4 separate regions of the Homo sapiens genome follow, and all the other regions are linked to region 3. The links are chromatin contacts, found by Hi-C or POLR2A ChIA-PET in ENCODE. All regions are on one chromosome and are shown on one strand. Each heading gives the region's core, a stretch centred on a gene start or an enhancer-like site at or near the end of the contact. The rest is flanking DNA. Distances are from core to core; before and after follow the strand shown. Region 1 overlaps PDE4B (phosphodiesterase 4B). Region 2 overlaps GNG12 (G protein subunit gamma 12). Region 3 holds the start of IL23R (interleukin 23 receptor). Region 4 has its middle 140 kb from the start of SGIP1.

Region 1 (3,461 bases), core at 524-3,023, 790 kb before region 3:
AAGACGCTTTGTGTGATTGATCCAGAAAACAGAGATTCCCTGGGAGAGACTGACATAGACATTGCAACAGAAGACAAGTCCCCCGTGGATACATAATCCCCCTCTCCCTGTGGAGATGAACATTCTATCCTTGATGAGCATGCCAGCTATGTGGTAGGGCCAGCCCACCATGGGGGCCAAGACCTGCACAGGACAAGGGCCACCTGGCCTTTCAGTTACTTGAGTTTGGAGTCAGAAAGCAAGACCAGGAAGCAAATAGCAGCTCAGGAAATCCCACGGTTGACTTGCCTTGATGGCAAGCTTGGTGGAGAGGGCTGAAGCTGTTGCTGGGGGCCGATTCTGATCAAGACACATGGCTTGAAAATGGAAGACACAAAACTGAGAGATCATTCTGCACTAAGTTTCGGGAACTTATCCCCGACAGTGACTGAACTCACTGACTAATAACTTCATTTATGAATCTTCTCACTTGTCCCTTTGTCTGCCAACCTGTGTGCCTTTTTTGTAAAACATTTTCATGTCTTTAAAATGCCTGTTGAATACCTGGAGTTTAGTATCAACTTCTACACAGATAAGCTTTCAAAGTTGACAAACTTTTTTGACTCTTTCTGGAAAAGGGAAAGAAAATAGTCTTCCTTCTTTCTTGGGCAATATCCTTCACTTTACTACAGTTACTTTTGCAAACAGACAGAAAGGATACACTTCTAACCACATTTTACTTCCTTCCCCTGTTGTCCAGTCCAACTCCACAGTCACTCTTAAAACTTCTCTCTGTTTGCCTGCCTCCAACAGTACTTTTAACTTTTTGCTGTAAACAGAATAAAATTGAACAAATTAGGGGGTAGAAAGGAGCAGTGGTGTCGTTCACCGTGAGAGTCTGCATAGAACTCAGCAGTGTGCCCTGCTGTGTCTTGGACCCTGCCCCCCACAGGAGTTGTACAGTCCCTGGCCCTGTTCCCTACCTCCTCTCTTCACCCCGTTAGGCTGTTTTCAATGTAATGCTGCCGTCCTTCTCTTGCACTGCCTTCTGCGCTAACACCTCCATTCCTGTTTATAACCGTGTATTTATTACTTAATGTATATAATGTAATGTTTTGTAAGTTATTAATTTATATATCTAACATTGCCTGCCAATGGTGGTGTTAAATTTGTGTAGAAAACTCTGCCTAAGAGTTACGACTTTTTCTTGTAATGTTTTGTATTGTGTATTATATAACCCAAACGTCACTTAGTAGAGACATATGGCCCCCTTGGCAGAGAGGACAGGGGTGGGCTTTTGTTCAAAGGGTCTGCCCTTTCCCTGCCTGAGTTGCTACTTCTGCACAACCCCTTTATGAACCAGTTTTGGAAACAATATTCTCACATTAGATACTAAATGGTTTATACTGAGCTTTTACTTTTGTATAGCTTGATAGGGGCAGGGGGCAATGGGATGTAGTTTTTACCCAGGTTCTATCCAAATCTATGTGGGCATGAGTTGGGTTATAACTGGATCCTACTATCATTGTGGCTTTGGTTCAAAAGGAAACACTACATTTGCTCACAGATGATTCTTCTGAATGCTCCCGAACTACTGACTTTGAAGAGGTAGCCTCCTGCCTGCCATTAAGCAGGAATGTCATGTTCCAGTTCATTACAAAAGAAAACAATAAAACAATGTGAATTTTTATAATAAAATGTGAACTGATGTAGCAAATTACGCAAATGTGAAGCCTCTTCTGATAACACTTGTTAGGCCTCTTACTGATGTCAGTTTCAGTTTGTAAAATATGTTTCATGCTTTCAGTTCAGCATTGTGACTCAGTAATTACAGAAAATGGCACAAATGTGCATGACCAATGTATGTCTATGAACACTGCATTGTTTCAGGTGGACATTTTATCATTTTCAAATGTTTCTCACAATGTATGTTATAGTATTATTATTATATATTGTGTTCAAATGCATTCTAAAGAGACTTTTATATGAGGTGAATAAAGAAAAGCATGATTAGATTAGTCTGTAGGCCCACTTATTTCACAATTAGTTCTGACATATGAAAAGCAGATCTTTCTCTTCTCTTGTGCCATTCCCCACAAAGAAAGCCAACCACTGTGTCCAGCCAACATCACAACTGAAGTTTCAGAATCTATGTCCAAAAAGTCCCCTAGTTTGGAACATTTCGCTTTTTTCTTAGCAACTGTTCACCCAGCTCAATGATGCAGGAAGGGGGTTGAGGAAGGAAAACAAAACAAAACCACTTTGCTCATCTCGAACTATTTCCTTCTACCTCTTTAAGAGTCTGAAGAGTTTAATCTACTAGATAAATAAGGGAATCCCCAACTTGGCTGAGTCCTCTAGAAAAGTGAATCATAGATTATAGAACATTAGTATAATGCAGTCAGAGAGTCCCATTGATTCATTTGACACATGAAGAATCTGAGGTCCAAAGAGTCATCTTAAACCACAACCCACAGAGCATGGGTGGACACTCAGGGTTTTCTCAGTGATCCATGCAGCCTCTTGTTGGTCATATGGCTAGGATTTTCTTTCTGGAAAGAACTTTTTATATATAAGAAAAATACTTAATGCTTTGTTGAAATCTTAAAGTCAGCATTTTAAAATATTTTATCCTGAGAAGAGTGTGTGTGTGTGTGTGTGTGTGTGTGTGTTTATGTGTGTGTTTGTTGCAGAAGGTTGCAAACAAGAATCGGTGTTGGCCCATAATAATTTAGCCACAAGGGAGTGCTCTGTGAACCAGTAAGATGGTCTTCTCTAAACACAGCTGAAATTAAGATGAGCCGACATTTCAGAACCAGCTTGCCTGCTAGTTGCAGAGCTATTTCCAACATTTTCCATCATCTCTGATATCTGATTGTGCCTCACCATCTCTGAGAGTTTGAAAAGGAGCAAAATAAATTGCTTACAATAGCCAGAGGTGTGAGTTTTACAATGCCCAGAGCTAGAAATATTTGCAGGTTTGTTTTCTACTGAGAAGAGGTTCTTAATTAACCCTTATTGCAAATAAGAATCATGTGGGAAATACATATATTTAAAAACACTTGTTTGGGGCCCATCCTCCTCCCAGATTTCTGATTGAATTGATCTTGGGCAAAGCCCTGGGCATCAGATTTTAAAAATTTCCCCCAGGCTGGAGTGCACTGACATGATCTCGGCTCACTGCAACCTCTACTTCCCAGATTCAAGCAATTCTTGTGCCTCAGCCTCCCATATAGCTGGGACTACAGGTGCATGCCACCACACCTGGCTAATTTTTTGTATCTTAGTAGAGATGGGGTTTCACCATGTTGCCCGGGCTGGTCTCGAACTCCTGAGCTCAGGCAATCTGCCCACTTCAGCCTCCCAAAGTGCTAGGATTATAGGCACAAGGCACTGCACCCAGTCTCTCCCTAGGTAATCTTAACGTGCAATTGGAGTAGAGATCCACCGCTCCAAAACAGAGAATCATGCCTGCAGCTGAG
Region 2 (3,219 bases), core at 408-2,907, 580 kb after region 3:
CTTTGAAGAGTGGAAGTTCTGGGCATTTGGAAGTTTGGTTACAGATCAAGAAAGAAATTCCTGGCTTTCCAGAGTTTGGTGGCTACCAATCAAAGGTCAATCAGATACAAAAATCAGAGTAGTCCTGAAACCATACCATAGGCTACTGGGAAGATGTAACATGCTTTATAAAAAAATAACAATAATCTCTTGCATGCATTTTTCTCTTCAGTGAAACACAGGGATATGAGTTCTTTAAAAGAAGTAGCAAGAAGGGCACAAAAAACAGAAATCGTGCTTGGGGGGATAAGAAGAGAGGGTGGAGGAAGAAGTGCAGCGTCTTTTGGGATGGCAGCTGTTTTATTCGCACCCTCTAAGAGTTCCTGAAATAATTAACATGCACTGCCATTCTTGTTTTTCCAGTGGTGATTTCATCTAGTCCCTACAGAAACTGAGAATTAAATGTCATGGTTTTGTGTTTTGGAAAGCAAAACTCTCCCCCAAACAAGGGAGTTCTGAATACTGCTGAGAGCATGTGAGATCTGAAAAGTCTGCAGAGTGCTAATCATTAACATGCTACTTTTGGAGGCAGGACTGCCCCTTTCTTTGCTATCACATTTCCTTCTATTTGATCCTGCCCTGTACTGGTTTACTTTCTGTTTCTCCCACTCATTACCACGCATTCTTCCATAACACATGTGAAGTCCAGAATAGCCTCTCCCTTTCGGTTGGCCAACTCAACACTTCCCTTACAAACTCTCCTTAAAAAAAAAAAAATCATCTCTGACTTATTTTCCAAGGACTTTCCCTCTTCCCACTCCCCTGGAGGGGAGGAGGTGGGGAACAACCAAACCCTCCATTTCTTCCTGAATAATGCAGGAGAATAAAGCAGAAGGTCTACAGACATTACTTATAGTAACCGCAAATAAAAAGGTGTCTAAGAAGAATAGTCTGCTAACTTAGTTTGGAGGGAGACAGATTTGGGTTCGCATCCTGCCTTTGTCATTTGCTCGTAGTGAGACTATGGATAGGTCGCTTAACCTTTCCCTAAACCTCTGTTTTTTTCACCTGCAAAATGGAACTTTACATTAGGGTAAAATTATTATTTTAAGATAACAGTATTAGGAGTTTTAATAATAAAAAAGCCCTTCCAAGGCTGTAAAGGGAATTAAATGAGACAAAGCATATGGAGTGCCTGGAACACAGTAAGCACTCAATAAATGTTTGCTGCTACTGATGATGATGTAAATCTTTTGAGGAGGAATGTCATCCTTTCCCCCACTGCATATATAGTAACACGGATTCAGTGCTTCTCAAAGCTAAAATACAGTACCAGGAGGAAGGGTCTGGGTACAACTGTTTGCTGATTGCTGCCCCCAGGAAGCACGTCTCAGAGGCAGCCTGCACGACAGAGCAAAGGGCTTATTTTAGGAGCCTCCAATCAGGACAGACTGGTTGATCTGGATGCCTCACCTGGCAAGGCAGCCTCAGCCACACGCCCATCTCCACAGGCTATCGGCATTCCCAGTGGGATGCACCACAGCCCCAGACTGAGAATTTTTATCCACAACTTGTTCCCCTCTCCTGATCTCCCTTCTCCCTTTTGGAGACCTCAAGGCTGGAGAGAAATGAAAAGCAACAGCTCTGCCTGACAAATAAGGTAAGGACTCTGCCTCTCAGGTGCTGAGTCACTGGTTAGGAACTGTCCCATCTACAGACTCTCCCAGAAATTTACACAAAAACACAAAGTTGGGCTCCAAACCTTGGGCACTCTCAGAAAGGCTATGATTCACCAGGGTGTGCTTCAGAACTGAAACTCTGGGTACAGAAGGTACCCACTGCCCAGCCTGCCAACAACCTATCTTCCTTTAAACAACAAAAACGGAGCAGAAAGAGGAAAAAAGCCTGAACCTTTCCTAATAAGGTAATACCACATGCCATTTGTAGTTTTGAATTGCTTGGCACGCCAGGATCATATGACATTCACCGCAGCTACTGCTTCATGCTTGTGTGAGGCTCTCCAGGAAAAATGAGAGAGTCTTTGGTGTGCCTCTGGGGGATTACAAACGAACAGGGAACATGTTCTCCCAGTGGAACCTCACATTTTCCTGATTAACCACACTTGCCTCACATCCCTCTTTCACACTGCTGCCTGCAGGCCTCTTGCTTTGTGGGCTCAGGCATTGTAAAAGTTCTCAGGTTGCTTTGTATGCAGGTTTTCTCTCTCCAACGAGGTGCACGCTTTTTGAGGGCAGAAACACTCCTTTATTTCTTTTGTTTCACCCTGCTATGCTCATCACAGCGTAATTCACCCAGCAGTTACTCAATAAATGCTTGATGACAGACTAGTGCTGAGAATTTTACAGATCAGTAGGTGATCATTTTATATCATTAGCCCCTAACTTACAAATCGGCAGGGTTTCAAAAGTTGGTTTCAAAGAAGGTATTTATGTAGCATATTTTCCCATAGAAACAGTGTTATAACTGGGGCTTAGGTTTCCAGGCCCTCTTATTTCTCAGAATATCCTATATCTACTTACATGCAGTCTTATTGAGCTCTCTCATTTGCCTCAGACTCACATTAGACTGCCAGTATATGTGCAGGATAAACTCTAGTTCTTTCAGTTACAGCAATGCTGACTTGCACAAATTTCCTTTCCCACTTATTAGTCGTATTTTCATATTTTATGACACTATATGTAGCAGCAGGTAATAAATTACTCATCATATACTTTAAAAATAACACTAACAGGTAAGGAGTTATTTTTGCTCCTCATTAAAAAAGATGCATGAACTTTTGTTTTTCCTTTTACATTAAAATATTTTTCACCAGTTTTTAACCTCAGTTATTATTTGGGCCACTCCAGACTTTCCCAACCATTTACACACATTCACCCCCTCACCCACCCACCCACGCATCCACTCATAGTCTACCAGGACTGCCCATTTACATGGATACACATACAGACACACACACACACACACACACACACACGTGCATATACACACACGTTTTAAAATGCATTCTGGGCCACTAAAAATATTTATTAGCCATTATAGAAATGAATGACATTAGTTTTCAAAGTAAAAGCTATAGTTGTTCAACAGAGAGGCAGAGTCTGTGAGCCACTTCTCACTACAGCATAGGGAGAATGTTTAATGGCACCTCTGGGAATAATATAGTATCTGAAGAAAAAAGCTTTCAATGGCTCAGGGGGCAGGACAGTCACCTTCAGTTGA
Region 3 (3,203 bases), core at 668-3,167:
CAGGAGAATCACTTGAACCCAGGAGGCAGAGGTTGCAGTGAGCCGAGATTGTGCCATTGCACTCCAGCCTGGGCAACAGAGCAAAACTCTGTCACAAAATAAAATAAAATAAAATAAAATAAAATAAAATAAAATAAAATAAAACAAAAATCAGCTCTTGATTTTCCATAGCCTCCTAACTGGGCTCTTCATCTTCAATCAATTCTCCACACAGTGTTGGAGTCATATGTTGCTTAATGACTGGGATACCTTCTAAGAAATGTGTCATCAGGCGATTCTGGACCTGAATAGATTTTTTTTTCAAGGAAGACGGATAAATGGCCAATAAGTATATGAAGAGGTACTCAACATTACTGATTATCACATAAATACAAATCAAAACTACAATGAGCTGGGCGTGGTGGCTCACTCCTGTAATCCCAGGACTTTGGGATGCCAAGACTGGCAGATTGCTTGAGTTCAGGAGTTCAAGACTAGCTTGGGCAACATGGTGAGAACCCATCTCTACCAAAACTACAAAAAATTAGCTGAGTGTGATGGCATGTGCCTGTGGTGCTAGCTACTCAGGAAGCTGAAATGGGAGGATCACCTGAGCCCAGGAGGCAGAGGTTGCAGTGAGCCGTAATCACGCCGCTGCACTCCAGCCTGTGTGACAGAGCAAGACTCTGTCTCAAAACAAAAACAAAAACAACAACCAAAACCAAAAAACAAAACTACAATTAGATATCACTTCCCACCTTTTGGGGTGCCTATGATAAAAAGACAAGATATAAGTATTGCTGAGGGTACAGAGAAAGGGCAGCCTTGTACACTGCTGTTAGGAATGTAAATTGGTACAGTTATCATGGAAAACAGTGTGAAATAAAAACAATTTTATTTAAAAAATTAAAATAGACCTACCTTAGGATCCAGCAATCCCTCTTCTGGATCTATAGTCCCCCCACAGAATGAAATCAGCACCATGAGAGATATCTGCCTTCCCATGTTCATGAAGCGTTAGTCAAAATAGCCCAAACATGGAAATAACATTTTAAGTGCCTATCAGTGGAATAATTGGTAAAGAATCTGTAGGCTATACAGGAATATTATGCAGCCATAAAAAGGAAGGAAATTCTGCCATTGCGGTAACATAGATGCAACTTGAGGGCATTATGCTAACTGAAATAAGCCAGACAGAGAAAGACAAATACTGCGTGATCTCACTTATATGCAGAATCTGAAATAGTTGAACCCATAAAAACAGATGATAGAATGGTGGTTACCAAGGTTAGAGGGTGGTGGAGGGAAAGGAAGCTATTGGTCGAAGGGCATAAACTTGCAGTTATAAGATGAGTAAGTTCAGGAGATCTGATATACAGTATGGTGACCATAGTTAACAATACTGAATTATACAGCATACTTGAAATTTGCTTGAATGTTCTCTCTGCAAAATAAAGAGTAACTAAATAAGATGAGAGATGTATTAACTAACTTGATTGTATAATAACTTCACAAAATATGTATGTATCAAATCATCATGTTGTATATCATCAAATTGTAGAATTTTATTCATCAATTATATTTCAACAAAGCTGGAAAACTAAAAAAAGAAACAAGTGTATAATTAATAACAATGCTGGTTGTAAATTAAAACTAAGCGTCATATTTTTGGTGTCAAAATGTTTGACATTTTTAAGAAAACATGTATAAGTGTTCTGCCTCTTGGATGAGACCATTTTAAATTAAGCTGTAAAAAAAAAGTACCGACAAAACAGTTCACTTTCAGTAATCTGGATTTCCCCAAATAGTGACACGAGAGCCAGTCATTTCGAATTGGACAGTTTGAGTTCCTCTTCAAGAGTCTGCAATGTAGGTCAGGGCTCTGCTGACATTTCCATTGACCTCAGAAGTGAAAATCTAAAGTGAGTGCTGACAGGCAGGCAGTGAGGAAAGAAGACATGACACAGCCAACAAGGGTGGCAGCCTGGCTCTGAAGTGGAATTATGTGCTTCAAACAGGTTGAAAGGTAAATAGGCAGCGATCATCCAAATACTTAAAGACAGCTATATTTCCTTTTGGAAATACATGGGCCAAGTTGTTTTCTCTTGCAAGTTCTCATGATATTCCATGCAGTGGTTACTGATGAAAAGGGAATCTATAATATTATATGGCATCACATTACTTTAAATAATAATTATTGCATATTTCCATCAGTTAACTTCTAACTAGGAACATTTTTAGGGCTTCTGTTGCTTCTTATGAAGAGAAGAATTACTATTGCTAACAAATAATGAAAGGGATCCCTATATTTCTGAGCCAAGGGGACCCCAGTTTTTTTAAATGTTACTAGATATTTTATGCGATATGATGAGCCATGCATTGCGTTCTCTTGTAGTTTTATAGAAAAAGCTCAGGTTTTATTAAACAGATAAAATAACTGAATAATGTTGATCATTGAGTAAATGAGTTAATTCATGTAACTGATTAATCAAATAGTGTAACTCTAGTTGTAAACTAACAACGGTATTATTAGGAATTTCTATAACGTGTTCCTTTCGCGTTCTCTACAGATGAAAGGCTTTTTCCTCTTTTTTAGGGGGTGCGGGGGACAAGGTCTCACTCTGTCGCCCAGGCTGGAGTGCAATGGTGTGATCATGGTTCACTGCAACCTTCACCTCCCGGGTAGCTGGGATGACCGTCACATGCCACCACACTGGGCTAATTTTTGTATTTTTAGTAGGGACAGGGTTTCACCCTGTTGCCCAGCCTGATCTCGAACTCCTGGGCTCAAGCAATCCACCGGCCTCTGCCTCCCAAAGTGCTGGGATTACAGGCATGAGCCACCACGCCTCCCCAGATGAAACGCTTTTTAGAGTCTCACTGGTGAGAGCACATATTGCTTAATCTCACTTCACTTTTCTTAATTTTGAATCCATTTTCTCTGGGAGTTCTGAAATTTTTGGCTCTTCCCAAGTTTAGCTCATCAAAGACTAGTATTTCTGGAGTGTGATAAGTATGTAACTTTGGCAGGGAGAAGAATTCATCACCAGAAGTTAGCTCAGCCCAGGCACCATGGTTCATGCCTGTAATCCTAGCACTTTGGGAGGTTGAGTTGGGAGGACCGCTTGAGCCCAGGAGTTTGAGGTTACAGTGAGCTATGATAATGCCGCTGCACTCCAGCCTGGGCTACAGAGCCTGGCCCTTGTCTCTAAAAAAATTTAAAA
Region 4 (3,143 bases), core at 534-3,033, 770 kb before region 3:
CCCTCAGGCCTCACGCGGACCGGGAACATGGCCTTTGTTTTACTGGCAAAGCTGACCCAGGCCAGGACACAGCCAGATCCACCATCCCTGGGCTCGGGACTATTGTGGGTCACAGATATCCCTTTGACAGTGAGATGTCACACCTGGAACCCACTACCTAGCAAAACATAAGAATTTGGAGTAAAACACCATTTTTAAAAATCTACATGTGCCTTTATCCCACAGGGAGTTCCTGAGGCTTCAGGGAGACTTTCAGGGGTCCAGAGAACCCAGAGGGATAAGGGGCTGGGAGTAATTTTAATGGTGTAGGATCTCATAGGATGGAGTGAAGTGGAGAGTTGCGGGAGGCATTTTTACACTGCTTATCCCACAACACTCTCTAATATGGTTTAGCCCTTTCACCACACAAAGTAAGAAGCTGACGGTTAGACACACAGGGGAGAGGCTGCTTCATATGGCAGAAAGAGCTGGGACTGCCAGTCCATGAGATGTTTGTTACAGTTCTCATTTCTTTACTTATTTTGCTGGGTGATCTTGGGCAAGTGGCCTAGCTGCTGTTACAACACAACCACAATGATAACTGCCATTCATTGGGTGCTTCCCAAGGGCTAGGCCTTGTCCTAGCCTCTGAACGTTTATTATTGCATTTCCTCTTCACAATAACCATAGGAGGTAGCCATGATTTTCTCCCTTTCGTGGATGAGGGTTGAAGCATGCTGCAGACTCAAAGCCCCTCCCCAGGGCTCTACATCTACCGTAAGGCCACCTTGGGCAGACACTTCTCCTTTATAGAGCAGGGAGCCTCTGACAATGCAAACGTCAATGTCAGATAATTTTTTTTCTTTTAACAATCGTCACTCTGGATGATGCTGGGGTGGTGTGTGTGTGAGGAGTGTTTCCTAGAGAGACATTCATGACAGTTCTTAAGGTCAGGGGCGGTATGGCTGGAGCCACATTTGTGAAATTTAATCACCAAGATTCCCCTTCTTTCAAAAGAGTAGAGCTCCTTCTTCTCCTTTCCAGGCTCTCTGTTTCCGGAGCTTTGGGCTTTACTCTCTAAGAGTTTCAGATGTGTTGAAACTCTGTAGAATTCAGGGGAAATCTTGCTGGGTCAGAGCCTGCACAGTTATCCCTCTGGGAGTTTCCAGCTTTGTGTGGGCTCAATGTCAACAATTTTTGTTCGAGAAGCTCTAGAGCTGGCCAAAGGCCAAAGTTACCCTGGCCAGGTTGTTGGTGAGAAAACTTAAAGGTTATACTTCTATAAGAAGAAAGAGAAATTGTCTTAGCCACAGGCAAATGACAAATGTGTACAAGGGTTTTACATTTGCCATCTCATTCAGCTTCCACACGGGAGACAGGGGATAGTATCCCCATTTTAAAGAAGAGAGAATTGAATTGGCCAAGGTCACCCAGATAATAGTAGAATTGGGAGAGATTTTTCTTTTCAAAACCAGCTCTTCATTGCCCATCGTTCCTTGCTAATTCTCCAGCTGAGACACAGGATCATGTTGCAGTATAAGAACATACCAGACTAGCTGGGATTAAATTTTGGCCTGACTGTGGGCTAGTTACTTAATCATTCTGAATCTCAGTTCCTCATGCATGAAATGAGGCTGAAATTACCAGTATTTGCTTCACAGGGCTCTTGTGAGTTTTCAATGGGTTAATATGGGGGAAATCTTAGAACAATGTACATGACATAGTGTCAGCTATTTTAATCATATAACTTGATTTAAGAAATGCACTGTTGTTTTAGCAGGTATATAGTGTACACTAGGGGAAGGAAAATAATTCTCAGACAACAAATCAGACTCTGTGCCGGGTGGGTGCTTCAGACTCATAACTCATTTAGAGTGTTACCACAGTCCTATGAGTGAAGCACTTAACAGATGAGGAAACTGAGAAATAATGTGCAATGTGACTAATGTTGCTCAGCTACAGAGTATTCGAGCTGGAACACAAACCCCAGGCTGACCCTAGCACTTCTACCTTTCCCTCTGTCGTGGTGTCCGACGCCACTGGATGGAAACGAAGCAGCCCAACAAGAAAGCATGTGCTGGAAAACACATATATGTGACTAGAGGACCACCAGGGAGGGAAGGGCTGCCATCTTACTAACGTTGCCTTATTTTACAAATAAGTTATTTCCTGACCTAGTCTTCTGTACATTTAATTGTGATTAATACTGAAAATTAAAATGCACAAAGCACAGAGGAACCTGGTATTTCAGGAGCCTCCTGTAATTGATTCAGAATTTGAAGACATTCATCTGTATTTGTTGTTTATTGTCTTCCTACTATGTGCTGGATCTGAGGGTTAGAAGGTTAATGGAGGAGTGACACAAAGATTAAATAATGACACACTGAATGGCATGTTCACTAATGATGATAAGCACCATTAAAGACAGCTGGATGGAATTTAAAGGGGTAGATGGTAGTCTGGTCTGATCTAGCCAAGGGCCCAAGAGACAGCATGCAAAAGTCTAAAGGAAGAAGAGAAGGAAAGGATAAATATCACAGACAGAAAGAAAAGCATGAGCAAAGGCTTTATGGCAGAAGGAGCATAGACTATTTGAGGAACTGAAAGATTCTCTCTGTGTCTAGACCACAGAAAAAATGGGTTAAAGAAGTTCAAGATGAGGTTGGAAAGGCAGGAAGGGGCCAGAGTATGCAGAACACTGGTTATCATATAGAATCGGTCTTTGTTCTAAAAGGATGGGGAGGGATTCAGATAAAAAAAATTAAGATTTTTTTACAAGGGCTGTAAAATTGCAAGTAATCTGTTTAGGTTATGATTAACACAACATCATATCATTGTATTATATACTAACATATGGTTAGTATCCATCATATTGTGAAGGTATGACAAACAGCCTTCAACTTACATCCAATTCTGAGGATAATTAATGGCTATGGGAATAATGTGTTGAGACTCAGTGGGTATATCTGGATCCAGTAGGAATGAATACTATTATCCATTAACAATATAGGCCTGTCCAGGCACAGTGGCTCATGCCTATAATCCCAGCCCTTTGGGAGGCTGAGGGGGGCAGATTGCTTGAGGCCAGGAGTTTGAGACCAGCCTGGCCAACATGGTGAAACCCTGTCTTTACAAAAAATACAAAAATTAGCCAGGTGTGGTGG

The links. Hi-C counts contacts between places; a loop is a spot of excess contacts on that map. ChIA-PET counts read pairs that join two places held with the same protein, here RNA polymerase II (POLR2A). Pooled maps may share reads with other maps.
Region 1: a loop to region 3 is called in a pooled map, with 4 times the contacts of the local background. The contact joins the enhancer-like site here to the promoter of IL23R in region 3. A Hi-C loop is called at or near these places in 10 of 37 single-sample maps with no recorded cell type and 7 of 50 pooled maps.
Region 2: a pooled map shows a loop between it and region 3 (3-fold over the local background). The contact joins the enhancer-like site here to the promoter of IL23R in region 3. A Hi-C loop is called at or near these places in 2 of 37 single-sample maps with no recorded cell type and 4 of 50 pooled maps.
Region 4: a loop to region 3 is called in a map of GM12878, with 2.8 times the contacts of the local background. The contact joins the enhancer-like site here to the promoter of IL23R in region 3. A Hi-C loop is called at or near these places in 1 of 168 maps with a recorded cell type or tissue (GM12878), 4 of 37 single-sample maps with no recorded cell type and 6 of 50 pooled maps. POLR2A ChIA-PET finds 5 or more read pairs at or near these places in 1 of 52 experiments (OCI-LY7).

What each region holds. Positions count from the first base shown.
Region 1 is chr1:66,372,583-66,376,043 of GRCh38, forward strand. PDE4B (phosphodiesterase 4B) reads left to right here. Exons shown (of 17, transcript NM_002600.4): 17 at 1-1,992. The coding sequence ends at 96. Among named protein-coding and RNA genes, the nearest start is that of SGIP1, 160 kb to the right of the region's middle. RefSeq lists enhancers at 239-328, 699-748, 1,695-1,874. Within about 2 kb of position 1,774, at least 8 of the 41 ENCODE cell types and tissues checked have a DNase peak (open chromatin) inside an H3K27ac peak, as active enhancers do.
Region 2 is chr1:67,748,239-67,751,457 of GRCh38, forward strand. The region is part of intron 2 of GNG12 (G protein subunit gamma 12); the gene reads right to left. Among named protein-coding and RNA genes, the nearest start is that of GADD45A, 65 kb to the left of the region's middle. Within about 2 kb of position 1,658, at least 24 of the 41 ENCODE cell types and tissues checked have a DNase peak (open chromatin) inside an H3K27ac peak, as active enhancers do.
Region 3 is chr1:67,164,537-67,167,739 of GRCh38, forward strand. IL23R (interleukin 23 receptor) reads left to right here and starts at 1,918. Exons shown (of 11, transcript NM_144701.3): 1 at 1,918-2,005. RefSeq lists an enhancer at 1,670-1,859.
Region 4 is chr1:66,394,795-66,397,937 of GRCh38, forward strand. No RefSeq gene overlaps it. Among named protein-coding and RNA genes, the nearest start is that of SGIP1, 140 kb to the right of the region's middle. RefSeq lists an enhancer at 2,509-2,688. Within about 2 kb of position 1,784, at least 5 of the 41 ENCODE cell types and tissues checked have a DNase peak (open chromatin) inside an H3K27ac peak, as active enhancers do; they include GM12878 and OCI-LY7, where a contact is called at or near this core.